Linked DNA regions of Homo sapiens: region 2 is linked to region 1. A link is an interaction called in ENCODE POLR2A ChIA-PET data of the cell type or tissue named here. Cell type or tissue: GM12878. All regions are shown on one strand. Links, peaks and the distances in the headings refer to the core of each region. The heading gives the core; the rest is flanking DNA.

Region 1 (16,094 bases), core at 1,061-5,060:
CTTTGAAGGGTCCATCCTTTTTCCTATTCAGTCTTCTGGAAGGAGCTGCCTCTGAAATACTCTTCTTCTGCTTACATGAAGATCTCTAAATGCTATCCAGCAGGAGGTGCTACAGCAAGATAAAGGAAATTTTTGAATTTTGAGGGTCTTGCTACTTATTACAGCTCTGCTTAGCTTCAGCTAAGCAACAGGATTAACACCTTAAAGTTCCAGAAAGATTTTGAGTAAGTCCATTTAAAAATTCCATTCATAAATAATGTTTGCTACTTGAAAGTGAAGTCTTTGACTGTACAAAGTAGATGTGCGATTGCGGATAGTATAAGGATTCTGGCCCTTGGTACAGAGCACTGTTTAGAATTATTTTATTTGGAAGGGGAATTAGTCTTGTGTTGATGAGTGGGATGTTGAGCATGTATTTTAAAAAATTATTTGTAATTGTTATAAACAAAAGTAGTTGGTATGATTTAGGGCTTTAAGCCTTGTTATCATCCCTATAATATTAATACAAATAGGATATAGAGTAGTTGAGATTTTGGAAAGGGGTATAGTGTGTTGAAAAAATTTTAGACTTCTTGTAGTTTTTTCCCCTCGGATTTACAGACTATGATTCTAATATAGATCAATTTTTAGGCACTCGGCTTTATAAATACATATGGTTGATGTACTTAAGTTAGCCTGCAAAGACTGAGATTCTTGAACTGTAAGTCAAGTTGTATCAGTGGTAGGTCATTGTTGATGTAACAGTAACTGCATAAAGATGAATATAGCTACTTTAACAGTTTCATAGCATTTATAGCACATGGTCCTTTGAAACTCTGTTAGTGTTAGGTGAATTGATTATCACTGAAAATATCATGCCACTGTGGTTGCTTGTAAAGTTTTGTGTCGAAGTTTTAAAAATTTGGGGATGCTAGAAAGTTTGATAAATCTGCTTTGAATTTTGTCTATTTTGTAGGCAAAATACTGTTTTCTCAGTAAGACCAAATGAGATAATACATATAAAAGTTCTTCATAAATGGTAAGAAAGCATGCAGATATTAAGTTGTTGAGATAGGTAACTAATTAATACATGGACAGAAGCTTCTGTCTTTAAATGCTAACTTTTTCCATATCAGTTGAGAAAGTAATACATTTAAAGTGCACCCTGGACACTATAGTTTTTTTATTTTTTTATTTTTTGAGACGGAGTCTCGCTCTGTTTCCCAGGCTGGAGTGCAACGGCGTGATCTCGGCTCACTGCAACCTCTGCCTCCCAGGTTCAAGCGATTCTCCTGCCTCTCAGCCTCCTGAGTAGCTGTGATTATAGAGGTGTCCGCCACTACGCCCGGCTAAGTTTTGTATTTTGAGTAGAGACGGGGTATCACCATGTTGGTCAGGCTGGTCTTGAACTCCTGACTCAGGTGATCCACCTGCCTTGGCCTCCCAAAGTGCTGGGATTATAGGCGTGAGCCACCACGCCCGGCCTAAATTTTTGTTTTTTAAATACTGCTGTGGTTACCAAAAATGTCTTTGTTATAGTTTTGAAGCTGCTTTTGAAAAAATGCTGCCTAGTCAGTTTCTCATAATTTAAAAAAAAAAAAAAGATCATTTTCCCTTTTGAAGATCCTGTGAATTGTATGTCCCCTATTACAGTTTTTCTTCATTTCTCCATTGATGTGATGTGATAGTAGTTGATTTTAGTGAGTATGTAAGTTCCCTGATTCTTCTATAGACTCTTATTGACAGAGTAACAGATGTCATGGTTCAAGTTTTGAATGTTTTGACTGACTCTGCTAACTTTCTGAAAAATTCTTACTGCCTAAAGCTTTCAAGCTTGTTTCACAGTGAAAAAGATGTATATCTGTATGTGTTAGTATTAGGTATATATGGATATATCATTTTTGTTTTTCTATTTTAGAAGGATGCACAAGGAAATGACTACTCAAATCTAGAGGAGTGCACTGAAATATTTTTGTGTAAAAATAACCCAAAAGTTTAAAGCCTTGAGTTTCAGCTTTCTTATAAACTCTGCTCACAAATTTGGAATAGAAACATTTTAAAGTAAAATATAGATAATTAGGAACCCTGTGTTTATGAGCCTATCAAAAGGTATAGTATCTTAAATTTTAGAAGTGACTATTCTTTTGAAATTGCCCCCTTTAGAAAGTAAATATAGAAACTTGCTTCTGTGAACGGTGAGAAAAACACTTAACTGTTTAGATAAAAATGAAACCTCTCAGGGTGTTATTAACTTTTTCATCCTACAGACAGTGAATAGTAAAGCTTTCTGTGAAGACATACTGAAGTTAAGCTTATATTAATGTGCTTTTAAATTTTGTATCCTTAGTATTTTATTGCTGAAGGCTTTTGTATTTAATTACTATTCAAACAGAGAAGGGAAGGAATTAAAGTTTTAGGTCTCTGACCTTTAATGGAATTCTTTTATATCTATATCTAGAACTGATTTCTTGAAACATGTTTGAATTTTCATATTATTTTGTGCTGGGAAATATTAATGATTTATGTTGACTTCTCAGGAGCTTTTGTACATGGGCTTTTTTTATAGGCCTAAGAATTCTTTAACGTTTTGATCACATTAATTTTCTCAGGTGTATGTTTTTGCTGCTTTGCGATTTTTTAAAAAAGAGATAATATGTTAACATTGCATTGAATTTATTGTAGATAATTATTTCTTAAATAGCTTATGTTTTCTACTTTGTATGTTTGTGTGTATATGTGGCCATACTATTTTGTAGGCTTTCGTATAATTCTTATATGTGTGTTAAATTTTTGAATAGTTATCTTTTGTAAAAATGTTGAAGTAGACTTTATGAATAACTTTTCTATTACTTGTCCCTCAATTCAGTCTTAAAATTATGGTGAACTCTTCCAAAGCTTTTAGAAATTATATGTGAGGTTCAGCCATCCTTTGGACTCTTCTAAAGCAACTTTCTTACACTAGACTTGTGTGGCAATTTGAATACTCCTCCACTTCTCCCTTTCAGTACCCTGCAAGTCTCTCCCCTCTCCCTGCCTTAAAAAAAAAGTAAATAAAAAAGACTTTGGTGAAAATATCTCAGTTGAAGGCAACTATTCTTTTCTATACTTTGGAATCAGTTACAGAAATGTTTTCTGCCTTTTCTAAGTAGTCAAGAAAGTGAACCAGTATGGAGGGGATAGGAAGGGGATGAGGCCTAACAGGTTGATGATCTAGGCTTTATTTTGACTCTGTTTGTGGGCCTAGGGGAAAAATAACTTAAACACAGAAGCCAAAAAGATGGGTTTTGTTTTATTGTTTTGGCTGCATTGAGAATACAAACTGTCAGTACTTGAGGAGAAGGAGCAGCAGAAAGGAATTGATTTTTTTTCTGCTGCAGATCCAAGTATTGTTAACCATGTGCATCTCCAAAGCGACATACTTACAAATCAAACAGTAGTTGATTATTTCACTCAATTAACAGTCAGAACCCTAAATTGTGTGTGTTTTTTTTAAATTTTAAATAAGTACCCAAAACTTTGGGGTAATGACAGTAATTTCCTGATAAAAGTGGGTATAGTAACCATGGCAACTGCTATCTCTGGCCTTATGGACAGTATGTTGTATTGACGAAGCTTCAAATCCTTTATAGTAGCCCGTCACTTTTATGGTGAAATGTAGTAGCATGTGTTGCAGATGATTTTTAGCTGGATTGCGTTAAATTTGTGTGCCAGCTTATCTTTCCTTGTTAGGAATTTCTTGGACTATATTCCAAAACATGTTTGTGAAGGTGCTGTTGCCTGAAAATAACCCACCACCTGTGTTAGGCCTCCTGATGCAGATTGCACTTAGTTCTTTCCCAGCCTCCTTCCACAGACTTGCAGAAAATAGGAGGGTGTGTAGCAACTGTATATATGTAAATTCTAGCTCAAACTTATCAGCTTGTGTTTGGACGTGTTACTGATAGCTTAAAAAATCTTTTGTGTTTTCAGAAGAGGTCAGTGGATGAGAGAAGTGGGCTTGTAGTTGGAATACTGTTTTTCTAAGTGTTCTTTGTAGAAGCGTGTGTGTGTGGGGATGTGTGCGTGTGTGTGTGTGTGTGTAGGGAATTAGAGGTGAGGAATGGAGGGCATAAATATTGAGTAAGGACTTGACAAAAGCAGAACTTCAGTGTTTTTTGTTTGTTTTTGTGATGGGGTGTGTGCGTATTACTAAAAAAATTATTTCCTGGTGGGCAATATTAGAATATGGGGAATGTTTGCTTCTGAGAATTTTCTTCAAGAAAAATTATTTATAAAATACATCTTGAATAATTGTTAAAAAGCAACCTGTTAAAACAATTAAACTTTTTTTTTTTTTTTTTTTGAGAATGAATCTCACACTGTCACCAGGCTGGAGTGCAGTGGTGCGATATTAGCTCACTGCAGCCTCCACCTCCCAGGTTCAAGCAATTCTCCTGTCTCAGCCTCCTGAGTAGCTGGGACTACAGGCGTGCGCCACCACGCCCAACTAATTTTTGTATTTTTAGTAGAGATGGTTTCACCATGTTGGCCAGGATGGTCTCGATCTCTTGATCTCGTAATTCACCCGCCTCAGCCTCCTAAAGTGTTGGGATTACAGGCGTGAGCCACCGCGCCCGGCCAAAACAATTAAACTTTTTGTGGGGGAGGATTAGAGAATGTTGAAATGGATCCATTCAAACTTTAAAAAACTATTTCAAAAATTATATTTTTTATTCATCAAGTTTTTTTGCTTTTTCAGCATTTTTTTCTGTGCTTCTCCTACGTAAGATTTTTCTAATGTGAAAATGTTGGTCTAAATATTGATACTTTTTCCGGTATGTGCTAGAGAAACTGTGTGCCACATCAGAGAACATACAAATTTGATTTAAATTTGATTAGACTCTGATAATAAGATATAGTCAAATTGTGCTAGATAGTTCAGACTTTCTTGAAACTTGCTGTGATAACGTGGTTTACTTACTACAAGTCCCAGTATGCATTGCAGTTTTTGCTTAACTTCAGATTAGAGCACTGCATGCTGGGACCTGTAGTTGATTTAAACAGTACGGAAAACCCTTCCTTCTTGTCTGCTCCATTTTATTATACACAGCTTCCCAGCCCTCTAAGAACTTTCTGCTAAGTAGTTTGATTACTAATATTATGATTATTATGCTGCTCAAATTCTAAAGTGAGTCTTCAGAAACAACCTAGTGTTTTAGTTTACCTTAGATTAGTTTATTGTATTTTTTATCAGCTACTATAAGGTTTACACACAAAATAATATATTGAAAACTTGACTTAGCAGATGTAAATTATTTTTATGCATGTGGCGATACAGGTCTCTTTATAATTATGGCATCATTCATTGCTAGTGTGGGCATGAGAAGCCTCTTATTATCAAGCCTGATATATATGCTGTTCCTTTTTTTTTAAAATGGGGATAGTTGTTCCGTAAGGTTGGATGGAAGGTTTTCTGTGCCAGTATTTAATTTCAGAGTTCTGTGATTCTTCTGTAATAATTGTCAACATCTTGAATATCTGTACGCTTTAACTGGAATTCCTGAAAATAAATGTGGTTTTAGTGTAAATTTAATACTTGAAAATGTAGTCTGAGGCAGAGAAAGAGGTGAAATGTCTTTAATAATTTATTTATATTTTTATTTGGAAAGTTTAAATTTTTTTGGTGAGGATTCTACTTTAATTTTATTAACTAATATCAGAGGGTTGTTACAGGGATTAATTGTTAAAATCTATGACCGTACCTAGCACGGTGCTTGGCACATAATAAGGGCTCAGTAAACGTTTAGAATTAGCAGCAGCAGCAGTAGTAGTAGTTACTGTTATTTTAAAAAATAGCACGCTTCACATTTTTTTCCTCTCTTTTTACAATATAATTTGATCAGAAGCTCAGGCTGTTCTAAGACCTTGAGATTTTTGGCTTATGGTAATGATGTGACAAATTCCTGAGAATGTTTTTGCTGTGTGTAAAATGTCCTTGCACCTCAGTTTCTCCCTAAGTGATGTATGCCCCCAAAAGGACTATCACACCAGTAACTGAATATTTTGACTAGTATTCAGCTCTGCCTGTCTAGTACTCATTGCATCCATACCACAAGCCTTTGGTTGACTTCAGAAAGTTCAAAAGGTAATGAAAATTTATTGTTTACAATGTTTGCACTGTTAGAATATCCAAACTAGTTGATTAAGGAAAATAAGATGCTGCAAAATGCCCCTTTTGTTACAGTGTATGTAACCTTGGAAAAATTCTGTTGTGTTTAGAAGCATGTACCAATCTATCACTGTAGTTCACAGTGTTACAGGATTGATGTATTGGAGGCCAGTAAACAGCCCCAGAAAGAAAGTGTAGTTTCAAAAAATCTTAATTCTTTACATTAATTTTCTCTTTTAGGACACTGACTTCTTTTAGGCTCTTGAACTTGTATTTTTATTTGCATGGCTGGTTCCTTTTGGCTGTTTGAGAAGGGAAAGGGATGCCTGGGGATATTGGAAAATGTAAGTGTAAGCTGCAATGTATATGTCTTAGTTTGAATGTATGCAGAAGCAGGGCAGTGCCTTTCTTACTTGCTTAGCCAGTATCTTATTCCAGCTTTTTCTCTTGCGAGGAGTTCTTACAATATTGTTGCTGAGGGCTACCATGTTTATTTAAGAAAACTCTGCCTTTAGTTTTATTTATTTATTTATTTATTTATTTGAGACGGAGTCTTGCCATGTTGCCCAGGCTGGATATGGAGTGCAGTGGCGCAATATCAGCTCACTGCAACCTCTGCCTCCCAGGATCCAGCAGTTCTCATGCCTCAGCCTCTCGAGCAGCTGGAATTACAGGCATGCACCTCCATGCCTGGCTAATTGTTATATTTTTAGTAGAGATGGGGTTTCACCATGTTGGCCAGGCTGGTCTCTTAACTCTTGGCCTCAAGTGATCTGCCCACCTCGGCCTCCCAAAGTGCTGGGATTACAGGCGTGAGCCACCACGCCTGGCCCAAGAAATATTTTTTAAAGTACTTGTTTATATAGCAAACCAATCTGCTGTAATAATACTAGCCTCCCCCCCCACATAGTTGTGATTTAAAATTTGTTAATATGGCCAGGCGCGGTGGCTCACGCCTGTAATCCCAGCTCTTTGGTAGGCTGAGGCGGGTGGATCACCTGAGGTCAAGAGTTCGAGACCAGCCTGGCCAACATGGCAAAACCTCATCTCTACTGAAAATAGAAAATTAGCTGGGCGTGGTGGCAGGTGCCTGTAATCCCAGCTACTCGGGAGGCTGAGGCAGGAGAATCGCTTGAACCCAGAAGGCGGAGGTTGCAGTGAGCTGCGGTTGTGCCATTGCACTCCAGCCTGGGAGACAGAGCAAGACTCTGTCTCAAAAAAAAAAAAAAATTGTTAATATGTAGATTAGACATTAAATAGATTCCTTAGATGTGTCCAAAATGTATGGAATCTGGTCTGATATGCTTCTACTTTATAAGCTGTTTTATTTATATGACATCAATTTGTCTTTTCAAGACCTAATATTAAAATGAAATAAATTCAGCAGTTACAAAGGAGTTAATACAAAGGGCTAAATATAAGGAGAAAAATAGTCCCTGGTGTTAATGGCCAATATAGAAAATATCAGGTTTGTAGGAATTCTCATTCCATATTTTTATCATTATATGTACCCATGTGATTACTGAAATACTAAAGTTGGAAATCAGGAGAGGAAATAAGGAGAGTAAAACTGGGCAGCCATGTAGATTCAGTATAGAGACCTTTGACACACCTAAATTATTGAACACAGTTTTCTTTTTTAATGAAATGCCCCAGGCCAGTATAAAGGAAACAGTTGTGATGATGTCAGAAGACTTGGTCTTAAGTGTACTCCTGTCACGTAGCTGTACACTCTTGGGAAGTTCATCCTTGCTGGGCTTTAGTTTACCCAGTGGTAAAATGGGGATAATAATAAGGGCCTGCTTCACTATGATATTAAAAGGATTAGATAAGATAATACTCATGAATGTACTTTATATTACTAAAGTTGTGTATGTAAATTGAATTTTTAATCAGCAATAAGGGGCTGGGTTTTAAGATATTTATCTGTATCATGTTAATAATATTAATATTATACAATTTTAAATAATGAGTTAGAACCAAAAAATTAGTGATCCACCCTGCTCCCAATAGACCAGTACTTTTTTTTTTTTTTTTTGACACGGAGTCTTGCCCTGTTGCCCAGGCTGGAGTGCAGGGGGGCCATCTCAGCTCACTGCAACCACTACCTCCTAGGTTCAAGTGATTCTCCTTCCTCAGCCTTCCCGAGTAGTTGGGACTACAGGCATGTGCCACCACACCCGGCTAATTTTTGTATTTTCAGTAGAGACGGTTTCACCATGTTGGGTAGACTGGTCTCTAACTCCTGATCTCAAGTGATCCACCTGCCTCACCTTCCCAAAGTGCTGGGATTACAGGCCTAAACCACCACGCCTGGCCCAATAGACAAATTCTTGACATGTGTTTACGTGTGTGTTTATGGTGTAGTTCTTAACAGTATACACATTGGTACATTTGTGTGTATATTATAAATATAAATGTACTGGTGTGTTGTCATGGGAATGAAAAATTTTAATTATGAGCTTTTGTGTTTTAAAAATTTTATTTTACTAACTATATAAATTTTATTTTTATGTGTTAATATACAAACTTACATAAATATATATATTTGTGTTTGGAGAAGTGACATACACACATTTTGGAGAAATGACATAGATTTTAAATGTTTGACAAGTTGTGAACGGTTTTTGTACCTTAGGTTTATCTGTTGTCATCAATAATAAAGAGTGTTTATTATGTATAGTGCTAAGCCTTTTTACACATAGGATCTTATTTAGTTTTAATCCTCACAGCAATATTCTGAGGATTTACTATTATTATCCTACCTCCATTTTACAAATGAGGAAGTAGAGGTTTCCCTCGGATCACATAGGTAACAAATGATACAACCTGGATTCAAGCCCAGGTTTGATTCCTGAGCCCTTGCTCTTAAATGTCCAAAATGCTATACTAAACTATGTAATTCCCATAGATACCTAGAAATGAATTACTAAAGAAGTTTTCAATTTACTGAAATGGCCACAGCTACAGTGTATCATTTTGAGGCTGTTTCATGTTGATTTTGGTTGGGTTAGGTTGAGTAGTTTGAAAATAGTAAACATTGGAATGGGATGGAAATGAAGACATTTGGGACAGTGCCTGCTTTGTTTATCCTTGTATATCCATTGCCAAGCATAGTGCGTAGCATGGGGTGGGGTCTAATAGCTATTTCTTAAAGTTTGGAAGTTGGGCACTTTATAAAGCACAGTGTAAGTTAGTTTAATACTTTTTTTAGTAGGTGCAAATGGTTTACATTCACTATTTCAGTCAGTCCTTATATAACGATCAACGTTTTAGAGTGTTAGATAAGTGTCCTTTCAAGAAATATTACAAAAGCTGTGCATCTAAGTTAGAAAGTCATTCTAGCAATATAGATACGTATAAAGTAGAAAATTAGTCATTCCGTTCTCATCCTACTTTTAAACTTTTCCTGTGCATTTACATATGTATTTTATATATATATATATATATACACACACACACATTTTTAAAGAAGTTTAATTATACCATAATACTCTCAAAGTTTACTTTTTTCCAGGTGACTATTTAAAAAACTTGTTTATTTTTGAAAATAGGGCTCATGTGGGAAGTGGGAGTAAGGTTGGAGGAAGAGAGGTGGGTAAGATTTATACATTAAGATTCCAAACCTAATGCCTTAGATTGATTGTACCTCATGCTTTAGGAAATGGTCATTGTTATTTTTTAAACTTAAAAAAAAATCAGTTTAAAATGACAACATTGTTTTCTGTCCTATATAAGTAATTTAGGAGGCATCATTTCTGAATTAAATGATTCTAGTTTATTCTAGTAGCTACTTATAAAGAGAGCAATTGTGTTTTCAAATAACATTTAAAAAAACTGGTAATCTCTCTTCTTGGTTGTTAGGACACATTTATTTCACATTTACAAAGTAAATAGGCAAGAATTGGGGCAAACCTGTAAAAAAGAAAAAATAAAAAGTAGGATTTTAAAACCAAGATAATACATGTAATATTTTAATTAATAGAAACTCAAAGTAGTACTGCTTAATCAGCGTAAAGATACCCTACATAGGAATTAGTCCTGGTCTTCACAACTTCATGTGAGTAGTGTGGGCTGACCTCATCCCCATCACCTATCCCTACTCACTCAACCACTACCAAATGCTATGCTGATAACTCAGTATTTTTTAACGCAGTTAAAAAAAAAAAGTAAGTTATTTGAGTGCTGTTCATTTTTTCTGGCATTATATTTAGAAAGACATACTAAAGGCCTTATAATCTACATTAAATAGAACTCTTGATTCCAGCTTTGAGAGTTTTAACTTGTTGCTGAGATTATTAGTGATAATTCACTGTTGTAATTTTTAAATTAAAAAATTTTGTTACACAGGTAATAAAAAGTTTTCGTTATAAAAGTTTTTAAAAAAGCCTTTCTAATCCTAGAATACACTCCTTGCATCTAAGGTGCTTTATGCTTCTTTAGATCCACGAAGTGCTAAAGCCTTGCCGTAAAATTCTAAGAATTGGACCTGGTAGAATGTAGCAGTTTATTTAAACTATAGAGTAGTCAACGTTTTTTACCAGCCAAGTTTAGTTTTTCTCATTGGTAGCATTCATAAATATGCTTTTCCTTTTGAGTGGCTCAGACCATGTCCTACAGAGTATTTTATTCTTGTTCATTCTAGTCTAATAGTGTACAGAGGGCTCAATTAATGTTATGGATGGTGAAACTGAGAGACAAGAATTTGACTAAGTTAGTGGTAGAGCCTAGTTTTCCTTTTTTATTCTAGACTCAGTCATCTTGACCAGTACTCTCTACACTTTTAAAAATTATGGTTACCAGTTAAATGTATGATAGTCTAAACTAGTGTTTTATGCATGTTGTCAAACATATAGGAAATTTGAAATTTTTAAAAGGATGAGATTTTAAAATATAAGTTGTAATAATTTCTTCCCAGTGGCTCCCTTCCTCAGGGTACCCACACCCACTTGGAGATGAGTGCTCAAGATAGGCCATTCTTCCTGCAGAAGAGGCAGCCGTGGGGACAGCTGGAGGACAGTTGGTAAAAGGTGTGGGACTTTTAAGTTGGAGTGATCTTTTGCAGCTTTTTAATTTTAAAGAAACAGCCTTTCTTTCTGTGAAAGGCTGAAGGATTCAAAGTATAGGCCTGGAGAGAGGTGAGCTTTAAAAGACAGAAATATAAACCTTACTTGTTTTCCTCAGAGTTGACCAAAAGGGAAAGGGCTGCCTGCCCTGATAGCTTCTACTCCCATTGAGATGGCAGTGCCTTTTTCTGTTGTTAGGCAGTTTATAGAACGCAGGATAGCTTGGTAAGCGTCTTCTCTGTGCCTGATGTGACGTAACATTGTGGAGTATGCAGCATGCATGTTAAGTACAAGTGGTTGTATTTGGCTTGTTGCTACAGCATTTTTGAAGATGTCTTAAAAAGCAATTATCAGTGGATGGAGTTGGATATGTGCAAATTATTGAAATCATCATATCTCGAAGACCAAACTTTGTAACTTGAATTATTCTATTTAGTATTTGTTTACTTCCCCCAACCCCCAACACCTCAGAGCAGAATTCTTTTTCTGAAAGGAACAGATGCCGTTAACTTATCAGGACTTGATACTAAAAAGCCTACAAAAATCTTTGTGCTGTTTATTTTCTTTATTTAATCTATATGCAAAACATATTGTAATTATTGCTGTTAGAGAGTTTTAAGCTGATGGTTCCCCCCCACCCTTTTGTGCTCAGGGGAGATAGATTAGGAATGCCAAATTGACAACTTGGTATAAAGAAATAATGACCATTGAAATAAAACAGGAGTTCAAATAAAAAGCAAATCAGATACAAATGTAGAATGAAAATATCTTTTAGTAAAATGTTAGCATGCTGTACTTGGAACAGATGCCACATTAATTCAAAAGAGAGCCCAGAAAATGTGGCAACTTTACGATGTCAATGGAGGGAGCTGCAATAGTTCCTGTTTTCATTGTGTCAGGTTCTCAGTACCTTTAGGTCCAGTCCTGTTCCTTGTATTTATTTTCTGTATATTACATGTTAGTATACAAATATTAAATCCGTGCCTAATACTTATATTTGTGTAATTAAATACATTGTCATGCTATTAGATATTAGTATAAAAAGCCCAATAACTTATACTGCAATAGTCATGTTTTTTGTTTTAAATACACCTATCAAGATATTCAGAATCTGAAGCAAAAATTCTCTGCATCCTTCAAGGCACATTTATGATAAGAAGGTAGTCTAAGAATTGAGTCTTTCAAAGAGGCCTAGTGCTTTTTAAATGTAAAATTTGGACAAGTTACAAAATTATGAGAATTTTGCTTTTTTCTCATTTAAATTTGTAGTTATCATTGGACATTTGTTATGATTTTTAAGTAGCTTAGACTCATTCATTCCTTTTGTGTTTTTTTTTATGGTGTTTGGGAAGAAGAAGGGGTGATGGAAGGGTACTGTACACACTGGGATATTTTCAGAGTGACATTCATTTTATAGAAGATTGCACAGGGACGTCTCTGAATTGCCCATTTCTTGCAGTTCCTGGTTAGTGTGGGTCTGAGTGTGGAGAAAGGTGGGCTGGGGGCTCTTAACCAGATTTACAGTTGTGCTACTTCCTGAGTCGTGCAGTGATCTAATCATCAGGGGCATGTCCTGTGTGCCTGTAAAGACGTCTGGCACACATGCTTGGAAAGCACTACTAGTTTTCTCTCAGTGAAGCTTACAATTTAGTAATTTGGTAAAAAGGTTAAAAGTTTTGTTTTCATGTAATTCGAGTGAAGGGGAGTTTATAGCGTGTCAGTAGAACACAGAGGTTAAGAATGTTAGTGCAGGAGCCACTTTGCATGGGCCCAGATCCTAGCTTTGCCACGTATTAGCTCTGACTGTGGCCAAATGACTTCCTGCTCTGCCTCTGCCTCAGTTTCTTCACCTGTAAAATTTGAATAAAATGAAGTGGTTATGAGGAATAAGTGAGTTAATGTGTAAACTAGTAGAAGTGCCTGACACATAGTAAGTACTAAATAAATGGTACTGAAGCTTAGTTTTCTGCTCCTTTCTTCTCTTCTCAAGGATTGAGACAAGTATTAGTATAAGAGCCTGAGCTTTGGCATCTGACTCCAGTATTTGAATCTCAGTATAACCACTTAAAGTTTAATGTGTGACCTTGGACTAATTATTTAAGCTCACTCCAATAAAGATGTATCACATACGTGCTGCATACCACTGTGCTGGTCACTGGGACTTCAGTTTCTTCATCTGTGATACAGAGATGGTAATACCAGCCTCCTAGGGTTCATGTGACAATAAAATGAGGAAATCTTGAGACACTCAATCATGATAGCTGCTCTTATCATTATTATTGTTATTATTACAGTCCCACTAAAAGTTCATGGGAAAAGAGTAAATTTGGAACAATTTAGCTGGAGAGGTTTTTTTTCTCCCTTGAAATGCGTGGTGAGAAAGAGTATAGATGATAAAAGTGTTATCTAATGAGTTCTTATTTGTGAATACCTCTGGGAAAAATAGAAAATACATGGGAATATGTCAGTTTTAACAGAGCCTGCTAAATATTTTAGGGGATTTAATGTTTATTAAAACCCATAGTGATATAAGCTTTTCTTTTTTTTTCTCAACAGCTGGTGAGACCAGCACCAAGATATTGATGCAGTTTATAGTAGGTCTCTTAGAATCAAGTCAGTAGTAGACTAGGCATTGTAACTCTCAAGTCTTAAATACTCATCAGCTGGTCAGTCCATTGGGTCTGGCAAATTATGTGTATTTAACCCTTGAGAACTCATGCTTGGGTGTAACAACTAGTGGAAACAATTGTAGAACCCCAGAGATATAAAAGTGGCATACAAATGCTTTCTAATAATGATGGGCACAGTTTATTTGCTTTCTGATTTTGGGCATTTTGCCTTTGTGAAATTTCCTCTCATTTGGTGCCTGATGTTTTCTTATGGTAGTTGTTATTTTCTTTCTATATTTAATTGTCATAAGCTACCTATGTTGAGCCTAGAAACTGAGCCTGAGAACAAGTTGATTATGAGAAAAGGTACAATGATCTCCTCAGATTTGAGGAGTTTTGGGGTAAATAATTGAGTTAATATATCCATTAGAATGTATATATGTATCTGTCTTACGAATGTCTCTATCTTATAAGTGAAACCAGTAAATGAGGTAAGGGGAAAGATCATTAAGTGTAAAATATAATTAACTTTGTTCATTCACTACTGATCAGGATCTGAACGTTTTTGGTCTTTGATCCTTGATATGTTTTTTTCTGTGATTCAACAAATGTATTTGTAATAGCTTACCAAAACATTCTGAATATGGTATATGTTACCCTTAGCAAGAATTTAAGTTAAAGTAGCATAATGGCTCCTATTAACTTTTTGTTCTCACTAACCCAGCTGTACCATTTGATAAAGGTCTAGTAGGTGAATAGGTGTGTTTACTATAGGTGAATTGGTGTATATTTTATTTTGTCCCTGTTCCTAAAACATTGTATCTCATTTCTGAGGAGAAATTCCAACGAGTTTTTTAAAAAATAAAGTGGTGTACTTTGGCTCGACAAATATTTTTAAAACTAAGCAATTTTATAATGGGTTGTATAGTTATCTTTCAATTAAATAATTGTAATCTTACTTTGCAATAGAGTGACCAGTAGGTAAAGCATTATAGTTTTAAAATTAGCATAGCAAATATATAGTATTAAGTTTTCTTTACTTTAGCTCTTTGCAGAATCTGTAAAAGTTGTTTCCGTTGGTTGAATGGAATTGTGGAAACTTTAGAAGTATATTTCATTTTGATAAATATGTGTTAGAAAGAGATTCTACAAGCGTTTGGGGGTTGAGTTAAAGAATTATACAATTTTGAAAATCAGTTTGTCCCTGCTTAATTTGTAAAAAGTGGTGCTGTATGTGACGGGGGTGCAGTCCCATTTCAGCTCTGCAGGACCCTGTCCAGCCGGTGGTGCTCCTGTGTAGAGATGCCGCCGGTGATTGCCCAGACTCCCTGTGTTGCCTTTCCTCTCCTGCTTCTCTGCTTACCCTCTTGATGGTCTCTTTCCGTCCCCTGCCTGTTATTCATCCTTCCCTTCAAGCCACCACTGTTTTATTTCTATTTCTCTTAAAAACAAAACACTGTTGTAATTATTAGTTTTTAAACAGGGAGATACTGAGCTATTATCAAAACCTTAAGCTTTAACAGTTTGTGGGGATACCCCCTACTTTGGGCCCTCAGCTGGAATTTGGAGAATGGATAGCTTAAAATCACTTGCACAGTAACTGAATATTTGTAAAATACTTTATATCTGGACTAAGAGAGAGAATAGAAAAATACCTTTTTACCTCAGAAATTGCTGTATTTTCTGGTTGGGGTGAGATAGAGGCAAAGTTGAGGAAGAGGCAGGCATGTTACTTAACTAAAATAAGCATTAATTTATTAGACTGCTCTCTAGTCTCATGGACCTAATTGGAGAATTAAAAAATGGAAATTTTGGTGTTGTGAATTGCTAAAATATTTTGATTTATTAATTGAGAAGACTAGGCTTTCTTTCCTTGATTTGTAAATACAGAATACCACTGATGCCTTATTATATATTGATCTTTTACATGTCATTGGTTGATAGTTGCAAAGTAGCAGACCCTTTCCTTTTTAGATTTCTCCTAGTGGTTTTAAATTGTTAACATAATTGTTTGGTAAGAAAAATAAAACTTGGAAATTAATTATGGTTACATGTTGAGTTAATGTCTCTGCTGGATTTAAAATCAGTAGCTCCTGGTTAGGTGTAGTGGCTCATGCCTGTAATCCCAGCACTGTGGGAGGCCGAGGCTGGTGTATCACTTGAGCTCAGGAGTTTGATACCAGCACAGGGACAGGCGTGGTGGCTCGCGCCTGTAATCCCAGCACTTTGGGAGGCCGAGGCGGGTGGATCACAAGGTCAGGAGTTTGAGACCATCCTGGCCAACATGATGAA
Region 2 (8,914 bases), core at 1-4,000, 180 kb after region 1:
AGTATTTGGAACTAATATTTAATTTTCTTGGTCAGGCTGTCTTTGAGGGACATCGAAATCTAAAATTGAGACAGGCAGCCCATGTCAGGTCAAGGACGAAACTGCCAGTGGCTGCTGCCATCATGCTGATGTGCAGCTTTTGTGTTGGTGGTTCTAGCTGTCGGGAGTGGTTGGGTGTCATGTGGCGTGTGTGAAAAGATAGGAATGCTCAGCCAAGTCCCAGCTCCTTCTAAGCCTGGGCTCAAGTGTCCTGGCTCTTCCTGCCTTGAACTTGATTCTCCTAAGCTGATATTTGGAACTTTTTAGTCCAGAAACTATAGACCAGGGTTTTGCAACACTGCTACCATAAATCCTTCCTGGATTTTATCTGCCAGTAGCCACAGATACCACTGCTAGCTGTTACATAGAGGATGTGTGTTTAAACCTCCTTCTCAAGGTAAAATTCTAAAAATCTTTTCAGATGCTGAAGAAGGAAGAAGCAATTCCATGGCCTGGAACTTTAGCAATTGTTCATTCCTATATTGCCTACAAAGCAGGTAAGGAGTTATCCATACCCACTTTTTTGTAAGCTTCCCCTTGTTTGAAAAAAATACTGGCAGTATTTGTTTTATTCTCAAAAGGGAATTTAAATTTAAAAATGAAAACCTTTTGCCCTTAACTATTGGAGGAAACAAAGCAAATGAAAACTTTTTATTGGATAAAGTGGAAAACTTCTGTAGCATTTATTATTATTATTATTCATTTATTTTTTGAGACAAGGTCTCACTGTATCAACCCAGGCTCGGGTGTTGTGGCATGATCACAGCCCACTGCAGCTTCCTCCTCCTGGGCCCAGTCGATCCTCCTACCTCAGCCTCCCAAATAGCTGAGACTATAGGTGTGTACTACCATGACCAGTTAACTTTAGTATTTTTTGGTGGAGACAGGTTTCGCCATGTCACCCAGGCTGGTCTCAAACTCCTGGGCTCAAGTGATTCACCTGCCTTGGCCTCCCAAAGTCCTAGGAGTACAGGCATGAGCCATCATGCCTGGACTGTAGCACTTCTTGGGGGAAGAAAATGAGATGTGGTATCTCATTTATGTAAAGCCAGACCCAAGCCACTGACAGTTTTAGCATACTGTACACAGAAAAAGGAAAAGTCCAGGTGGGCAGATTCTCTGCACTGGGTTGTAGGACTCATGGGAGCTCTGGGGAAAATACCTTCTTTGGCAGGCATTCTGAGCACAGAGGACATTTCAAAGAATTAATTGTCAAAAACCGTTCCTTTTTTTTTTTTTTTTTTTTTTTAGCAAAAGAAGAAGAGAAACAGAAGTTACTTAAATGGAGTTCAGATTTAAAACAAGAACGAGAACAACTAGAGCAAAAGGTGAAACAGCTCAGCAATTCCATAAGTGTAAGTAAACCTCATGCCTTCAGCAGTCGATACATAGGTGCAGAGACCTAGGCCTTTCCAATATACGTAACAGTACGTGTGGGCCCCAGGCTGTTTCGGGTCCTTCTGTTTATTAACGTGATTAACTTGGGCAAATGCAGTTTGCCATCCAGTTAGAGTTCAGACCTCAGGTACAGGCGGCCAGTTGGTAGGTGGTGCCTTACCCAAGCTCTGTAACATCCTCTTGGCTTTAATCAGAGAGAGGATTTTCAGTCTTCAGGCTGAATAAGTAACAGCTACAACAGTGTAGCCATGGCCCTGCGTATTCCTGACAGTGTGTGGGGGGAGTGTAGCGCCTCACCTGACACTGAGCAGACACAGACCAGGTCCCCTCGTGTGATTCTTCCTAGTCACCTGAGCGAGTGGGCCCATCCGTACGGCCCTCCCTCGCTCTTTCTTCCACACCATGCTGATTGCATTTCCCGGTTTTCCTGACCAGTGTGAGGAAGCGGGCTTTCTAGAGACAAGTATTGGAAGTAAGTACTGCCCAGCCCGGCCTGTCCAAGTGGGAAAGAGGGTTGTATTTGCAGCAGGGGGACAGAGGCTTCTCCCAGGCAAGGAGCCAGTCTTCTTTTCCATTGAGTAGGTCACCCTTGTTGGAGTGAAGTGACCTCAGCCCTCATGGATACCAGGTGGTGCCTTGTACTTGGTGGCAGTTGAACTGTCCTGCTTACCTGCTTTCTCCTCCTCACCATACCTACCCATGGCATGCAGATTTAACACCTCTTTCCTCTCTTTCCCTGCCTAAAATAGAAGCCAGCAGGTGTGGGAAGCTGAGGGCAAAAGGGCAAAAGACTCTAAGTCCCCGGCTGAGCAGAAGGTGTACTGGCTGCAGGCCTTTGTCCTTGGGGCTTCGATCCTCCTAAATGCTGCTGGCCTGTCGTCTCACTTCCTGCTGCCCTCAGATGGAATCCAGATAGCACTGTGTGTTTTCCACCCTGGAGAGCTCAGTCCAGTCCTGAAGGCTCCCCAGTTAGCATGACAGAAGCATATCAAAACCTGCCTAAACAGGCTGCAGGACAGCTGTGGGAACTTTTTTTTTTTTTTTAAACAACCTTTGTTTGGAAGTCTGATGGCGGCTCTGCCGGTTTGTTTTTAAGCGTTAGTACTCCTGTGTGTTGGTGCCCGCATGCTCTTTCTCCCTCTGTTGCCTCTGGGACCTGGGACCCCCCAGCCTACCCACTCCACCCGCCCTGTTCCTTAGGTGGTAGCCGCCCACTCCACTGAGGAACACAGCAAGGCCCAGGGGCTGCACAGCAGCCAGCAGAGCTTCTTCTCCCTGGGCAGAGAGAAGGCGCTCTGCTCTTAGGGGCTGCCAGGCCTGTTAGAAACCAGGCGGCTCAGTGCCACTGCCCTTGTCATTTGCTGCAGAAATGCATGGAAATGAAGAACACCATCCTGGCCCGGCAGAAGGAGATGCACAGCTCCCTGGAGAAGGTAAAACAGCTGATTCGCCTCATCCACGGCATCGACCTCTCCAAACCTGTAGACTCTGAGGCCACTGTGGGGGCCATCTCCAATGGCCCGGACTGCACCCCCCCTGCCAATGCCGCCACCTCCACGCCGGCCCCTTCCCCCTCCTCCCAGAGCTGCACAGCGAACTGTAACCAGGGGGAAGAGACTAAATAACAGAGCCCCTCTAGGAGAAGCCACGGGATCCCGGCGGCAAGGAGAACAGAACACTGAAGACTCTAGAAAAGCAAAGCCGGATTTCTGGAAAGTGCAGAATTCTTTTGGTTCTTTGGTTCCAGAGAGAGAGAAGATGCTTGTGCCAGGTGGCACCAGAGTTTGCCAATTGATCCTTCTTATTCTGTGTGTACATGCAAAGATTGGACCATGTTACATGAAATAGTGCCAGCTGGAGGTTCTTTGCCAGCACCATGCCAAGTGAAATAATATATTTACTCTCTCTATTATACACCAGTGTGTGCCTGCAGCAGCCTCCACAGCCACGATGGGTTTGTTTCTGTTTTCTTGGGTGGGGAGCAGGGACGGGCGGAGGGAGGAGAGCAGGTTTCAGATCCTTACTTGCCGAGCCGTTTGTTTAGGTAGAGAAGACAAGTCCAAAGAGTGTGTGGGCTTTCCTGTTTCTAAACTTTCGCTACTATAAAACCAAAAAAAGGAATTGAGATTTCACCAACCCCAGTGCCCAGAAGAGGGAAGGGGAGTGGCTGGAGGGAGCAGGGGGTGGGACAGTGTATCAAATAAGCAGTATTTAATCACCTCTGGCGGGGGCCTCGTGCAAGGGGAGACTGACACCAAGAACAGCCAGTAGGTTCTTCTCCCCTGCACTCTGCTCCCTGCGCGGTAACCCCACCACTCCTGAAGCCTGCCCAGTCTCCTTCCTTCCCTGCTTGGTGAGTCGCGCATCTCCGTGGTTATCCCGCTGTCTCCTCTCCAAGAACAAGCAGAGCCCGGGCCACTGGCCCTTGCCCAAGGCAGGGAAGAAGGATGTGTGTGTCCAGGAAGGAAAAAAAGGTGGATCAGTGATTTTACTTGAAAACAAGCTCCATCCCTTTTCTATATTTATAAGAAGAGAAGATCTTGAGTGAAGCAGCACGCGACCCAGGTGTGTGTGAATTGAATGGAGACGTTTCTTTTCTCTTTCTTTAATTTTTGTTTTTGTTCTTTTTTTCTTTAAGGAAAGTTTTATTTTACTGTTCATTTTACTTTCTTGGTAACAAAAACTAAAATAAGGAATAGAAAAGCTGTTTTTCAGGCTGACAGTCCAATTAAGGGTAGCCAAGACCTTGCATGGTAGAGTAGGAATCATAGTGTCAGTGAGGTCCCGTGAGTCTTTGTGAGTCCTTGTGTCATCGTTCGGGCACTGTTTTTTTATGCAAGGGCAAAAATCTTTGTATCTGGGGAAAAAAAACTTTTTTTTAAATTAAAAAGGAAAATAAAAGATATTGAGGTCTTCCTAGTGTTACTTAAATTAAGATCAAGGTAAGAAACATTGTAAAAAAAAATTACAAAAGTGCTATTTGTTTCCTAAAAACAGTGATTTCTATTAAAAAGGTGTCAGAACTGGAGAAAATGCCGTGTAGTTATAATTTTTTAGCACAGACCCTGCTGATCACGATGACATTTTGCCGTGTGTGTGTCTCTAGACTGGTGGGCCAGTCTCCTTGAAGGACAGAGGCGGAGCTCCCCACCCTTCTCTCTCCTCAGAAAAGACCGTGCTCTCTTCTTGGTGCAGGGATCTTGTCTCCTGTTGTGAAGCCCAAATGGAAGCGTGGATGGTATCAGGGCCCTACCCGTGGTCTTCTCAGATTCTGCTAGAGCAAAAGGCTGGTGCCTAAATAAGATCCCTTCCTTTGGTGCTGCTTTTGGTCTTTCAGCCACCAGCATTATGAGTGCCTGGGGGACACCTCCGAGGGAACTGGCCAGCGGAGCTCTGTGGTGCGCACGCACCCTGGCCGTGACAGGAGGGTGCGGGAGTACAGGCTGGCTGCATCAGCCCTTGGTGCTTAGAACAGAGGAGGAGTGACATGTTTTGAGGGTACGTCTCTGAGACAGAGCCCCAGCGTGGCCTTCGCTCTGTCTTGCCTTTGGGGAGAGGTCTGAAGCTCCCACTCCTTTCTCTGCCTGTTGGCTCCAGGCACCAGAAATTTACTCCACTCCACCCACCCACAAGCCTCCTGGGTGACCCTGGGCTAGAATTGCTGCGCTTGCCTCGGCTTGGCCGGTTGTGGCCTCTCCTTGAGAAAACCAGGGTTGTGAAAGACTCAGACCATTCTCTCATCTTGCCTTGTCAGAAGTAAATTGTGTCAGATTTGTGCTCTCGCTGGAGACCTTTGCCCCTTGCGTGCCCCTGGCCGATGGGAGGGCGGTGGAGGCTCTGTACCCTGGCCCTGCTGGAGCATCTCCCCCAAGCCCACTCCAGGCCCTGGGAATGGCCAGAGTCTAGGAGAGGTAGAAACGATCCTATCAGCTTCTCTCCCACCCAATTAGGCCCAGAGAGACAAAGACAGATCTGAAAGCAAATGCAACAGAGAAGAGACACTTCTTAGAGTAAAATGTGTCTCATCTCTATCAGCCATCGCCTTTCATCTTCCCAGGGGCCTCAGAAGAAGGAATTAAGTTAGGCTGAACAGGCCTCAGAGTTAGGCCCTGGCTGCTTGATTGGCTGAGGGGGAAAGAGTTCCCTTTTCTCATTCAGAAACCAAGGTGCTGTGTCTAGTCAGGGAGCCTTGGAGATGCCTGGACTAGTTGGAGGAATCGTTGGCAGAGGATCAGAGACCAGCAGCAGGCTGTCTGCCCTGTCTAGAGCTCTTCCCCTCAACTTGTCTGGGCCCATCTGGGGGTTGCCACACAACACCTAACTTACCTTTTCCTGAAAGAAGTTGGGAAACCATCATCACTAGAGGCCTTTGCTCAGAGAGGAGCTGCCTTAGGAGTCTTGGGTCGGAGGACGGGGCTAGGAATTGACCAGGGCTTTGCCTGCCGCCCTCAGCAGTGTCGGGTACATTCTGACCTCGCCTGCAGCTGGGCTGTGGATTCTTCCTGACATTCAGATGTGAGCTGTTTTGGGAGTCAGCTAGTATGGAGTACGAGATGCAACCCAGCCCCCAAACCTACATTCTGCACTCAAATTCCAAAACACTGCTTTACTGTAAAGAAGAGGCCCCTGGCACCCAATCTCCCTGTCCTTCACTGTCCCCTCAGACCTGGGCGGGGAGGGGGGGGGGCCTGTGACCACCTGAGACATACGCTCGTGACACTGCCCCACCCCAGCCACCTCCACTTGCTTCCTCCTCCTTCCCTCCGCTGCTCTTTCCCCACGGCCCAGAATTTAGCTGCTCTGACAGCCACTTTTGAGACCAGCTGGCTTTGTAGTCACTTCAGAGAGCTGGAGCGGCTGCCCACTGGGCCCTGACTGGGAGTCCCCTGCCAGCTCCTGATCAGGCGCTGCGCCCTGGTGGCAGTGATGACTGGGAGTCCCCTGCCAGCTCCTGTCCAGGCGCTGCATCCTGGTAACAGTGAGGCCATGTTGCTGTCATCTCCACCTCTGCATTCTTGCTGCCTGTGGGTCCTTTTTCTTTCATGGAGCCTGCTGGGTCTTGTCTCACCTGTGCTGAGCTCCTCTGGGGTTTTGATTTCTTCCTTCCTTATCAGGCCCTTTGGGGTAAGCCTGCTGGTTGTACCTGACATAGGGAGGCAGTTAGGGGCAGTCCCTGGTGGGGCCGCCCTGGCAGCCTCCAGCTGGCACCATCGTGTGCCTGGTTTCCCTGCAACACCTGCCTCTCTGTCCCTGCTGCTGCTTGGCTCAGGCCCAACAGGCAGCGTGCATGGAGGTGGTTACACACAGCTGTTTCCGTGAGGGTGACCGTGTCTGCAGCACGCTTCCGTCTCCGCATGCACGGCTGCCTCTCCAGCCACCTCTGATACTTCTCTCTTGGGGCCATCAGAGCCTCCCTTGGGCTGTCACCTCCCAGCTCACACACACTCTTCAGTGGTTTCCTCTCTTCATTCTCTTATAGGGCGTGGTCCTTCTTATTTATCTAAAGGGCTGAATTTAGGAGACTTTTTACCCAGGGGCAAAAGGCTCTTAGGGTAATGAGATGGATGGTGGCCCAGGTGCATTTTCCAGGGCCTGGGTTCTCCAGATCCCGTGGCTTCTGTTGAGTGGAGGCAACTTTGCTCTGTGTGAACCTCGCCCCTGTCCCTCTGCCGGGCACCCCTGGCAGGAAGCAGGACTCCCATCCTCACCCTGACTTAGACTGTCCTCTGAGTCAGCTCCTCTCCAAGACAGGAGTGGGCAGCCCTGGGCAGTCTTCTGGCCCCTTGCTAAAGTGAGGGGCAGGAAGCTGGGGCTGCCCTCCAGAAAGCCGGGGTAGGAACTCTGAAAAATACCTCCTCTAAACGGAAGCAGGGCTCTCCAGTTCCACTTGGCGCCCCCTCCCACAAGGCCCTTCCTCCCTGAGGACCCCACCCCCCTACCCCTTCCCCAGCAGCCTTTGGACCCTCACCTCTCTCCGGTGTCCGTGGGTCCTCAGCCCAGGGTGAGCTGCAGTCAGGCGGGATGGGACGGGCAGGCCAGAGGTCAGCCAGCTCCTAGCAGAGAAGAGCCAGCCAGACCCCAACCCTGTCTCTTGTCCATGCCCTTTGTGATTTCAGTCTTGGTAGACTTGTATTTGGAGTTTTGTGCTTCAAAGTTTTTGTTTTTGTTTGTTTGGTTTTTGTTTTGAGGGGGTGGGGGGGGATACAGAGCAGCTGATCAATTTGTATTTATTTATTTTAACATTTTACTAAATAAAGCCAAATAAAGCCTCTCAGCCTCATGGTGTTGGGTTTGGGGCAGGGGAGGGTGGGCAGGACACATTCCAGTCCCAGCCTCTGCCCTCCCTGACTGGCTGTCTGGGGGTGGGGGGCGGGGGGGTGCTTGCCCTTAAGGGCCCAGGCCCTCCTGTGACCCCAGCTGGATGTAGCACCTCCCTTGTGCACTGACGCCCTAGCCCCAGAGTGCCCTTGCTCCCCCAAACCAGGAACACAAAAAAGATGTTTTAAAACTTTAATTATGAAAAAGGGATAAACAATTCAAGATGGGGGAACCAGCCCCAAACTGGCTGGGGCAGAGAGAGACCAGTCCCCAGCCATACAATAGCAGCAAGGGGAAGACCCCACCCCACAGATGCTCTGCCCCAGCCCTTCCCAGAGACCTTAAATAATTTAAATAGCAGGGATGGCGGAGGGCAGGTTGCCCTGGTGTCTGCCCAATGCTAAGATGAGGGGCAGCGCCGGCCCAGCCTCAGCCTCGGGCAGGGCTCTGGGGCTGCTGCAGGGCTGGGAGGTATTTGAGGGCAGCAGCCCCATGGTGGCGGGACAAGTCCTGGTGGAATTCGTCCTTGAGGGCCTGGAGGCAGTCACGATAGGTGGGGCTGGAGCGGAAGCGGGAGATGTCCAGGCTTGGAGCGTGGGGCAGATGGATGGTGAAGGCCTCGGGCAGCACCAGGAGCTCATATTCCTGCAGGGTGGGGCAGAGGAGCAGTGGCTGCCTGGCTTGCCTGGCCTGCGGGGAAGGTGCAGCTCCAGAGAACAGGCTTACCCTGTAGCCCCTGAGAGCTAAAGCAAGGGCCAAAGGGCAGATTATTTTAATTCCACAGAAGGGGGACATTTCTAACAGTGTTGCCTAGTGGTGTGGTCCCCCATGCAGGTGTCGTGAGTTCCCTGGACCTGGAGGTGCTCGAGTCAAAGGTGGAGGCAGCAAGGTGCCCTCCTCACCTGGGCATCCAGCTCCACAATGTGGGCCACTTTGTTCCAGCCGAAGCCCACAAAGCGAGGATCATAGCGGGGACAGTCTCGTGGCACCACCACGTAGGGTTCATAGTTGGCCGCCCATTGCACACGGTACGGGGCCTGAGCCTCCCGCCAGCGGGCATAGTCTGTGGGTGCGTGGCCTCGGGGCCACTCGTGGTACCTGTGCAGCAGGGTCGGGTGGGAGCCAGGCTGAGGCTAGGAGCTCGTGGGTAGTGGGGGCC

The links. Peaks named below come from ENCODE experiments on the same cell type or tissue, not always from the same donor. Only the 100,000 strongest peaks of a DNase experiment are listed, where the experiment ranks them.
Region 2: POLR2A ChIA-PET joins it to region 1 with 9 read pairs; 5 of 35 experiments call an interaction of 5 or more read pairs at or near these places.

What each region holds. Positions count from the first base shown.
Region 1 is chr11:46,102,052-46,118,145 of GRCh38, reverse strand. The region is part of intron 1 of PHF21A (PHD finger protein 21A); the gene reads left to right. Among named protein-coding and RNA genes, the nearest start is that of PHF21A, 11 kb to the left of the region's middle. In GM12878, for the core only: no CTCF peak of the experiment used is centred there; no DNase peak of the experiment used is centred there; H3K4me3 peaks cover 2,894 bases; H3K27ac peaks cover 1,338 bases.
Region 2 is chr11:45,928,116-45,937,029 of GRCh38, reverse strand. PHF21A (PHD finger protein 21A) reads left to right here. Exons shown (of 19, transcript NM_001352027.3): 17 at 461-536; 18 at 1,291-1,394; 19 at 2,805-7,711. The coding sequence ends at 3,062. It overlaps LARGE2 (LARGE xylosyl- and glucuronyltransferase 2), which reads right to left. Exons shown (of 14, transcript NM_001300721.2): 13 at 8,658-8,853; 14 at 7,934-8,400. The coding sequence ends at 8,185. Among named protein-coding and RNA genes, the nearest start is that of LARGE2, 9.9 kb to the right of the region's middle. RefSeq lists enhancers at 1,297-2,295, 6,443-6,532, 6,883-7,072. In GM12878, for the core only: no CTCF peak of the experiment used is centred there; no DNase peak of the experiment used is centred there.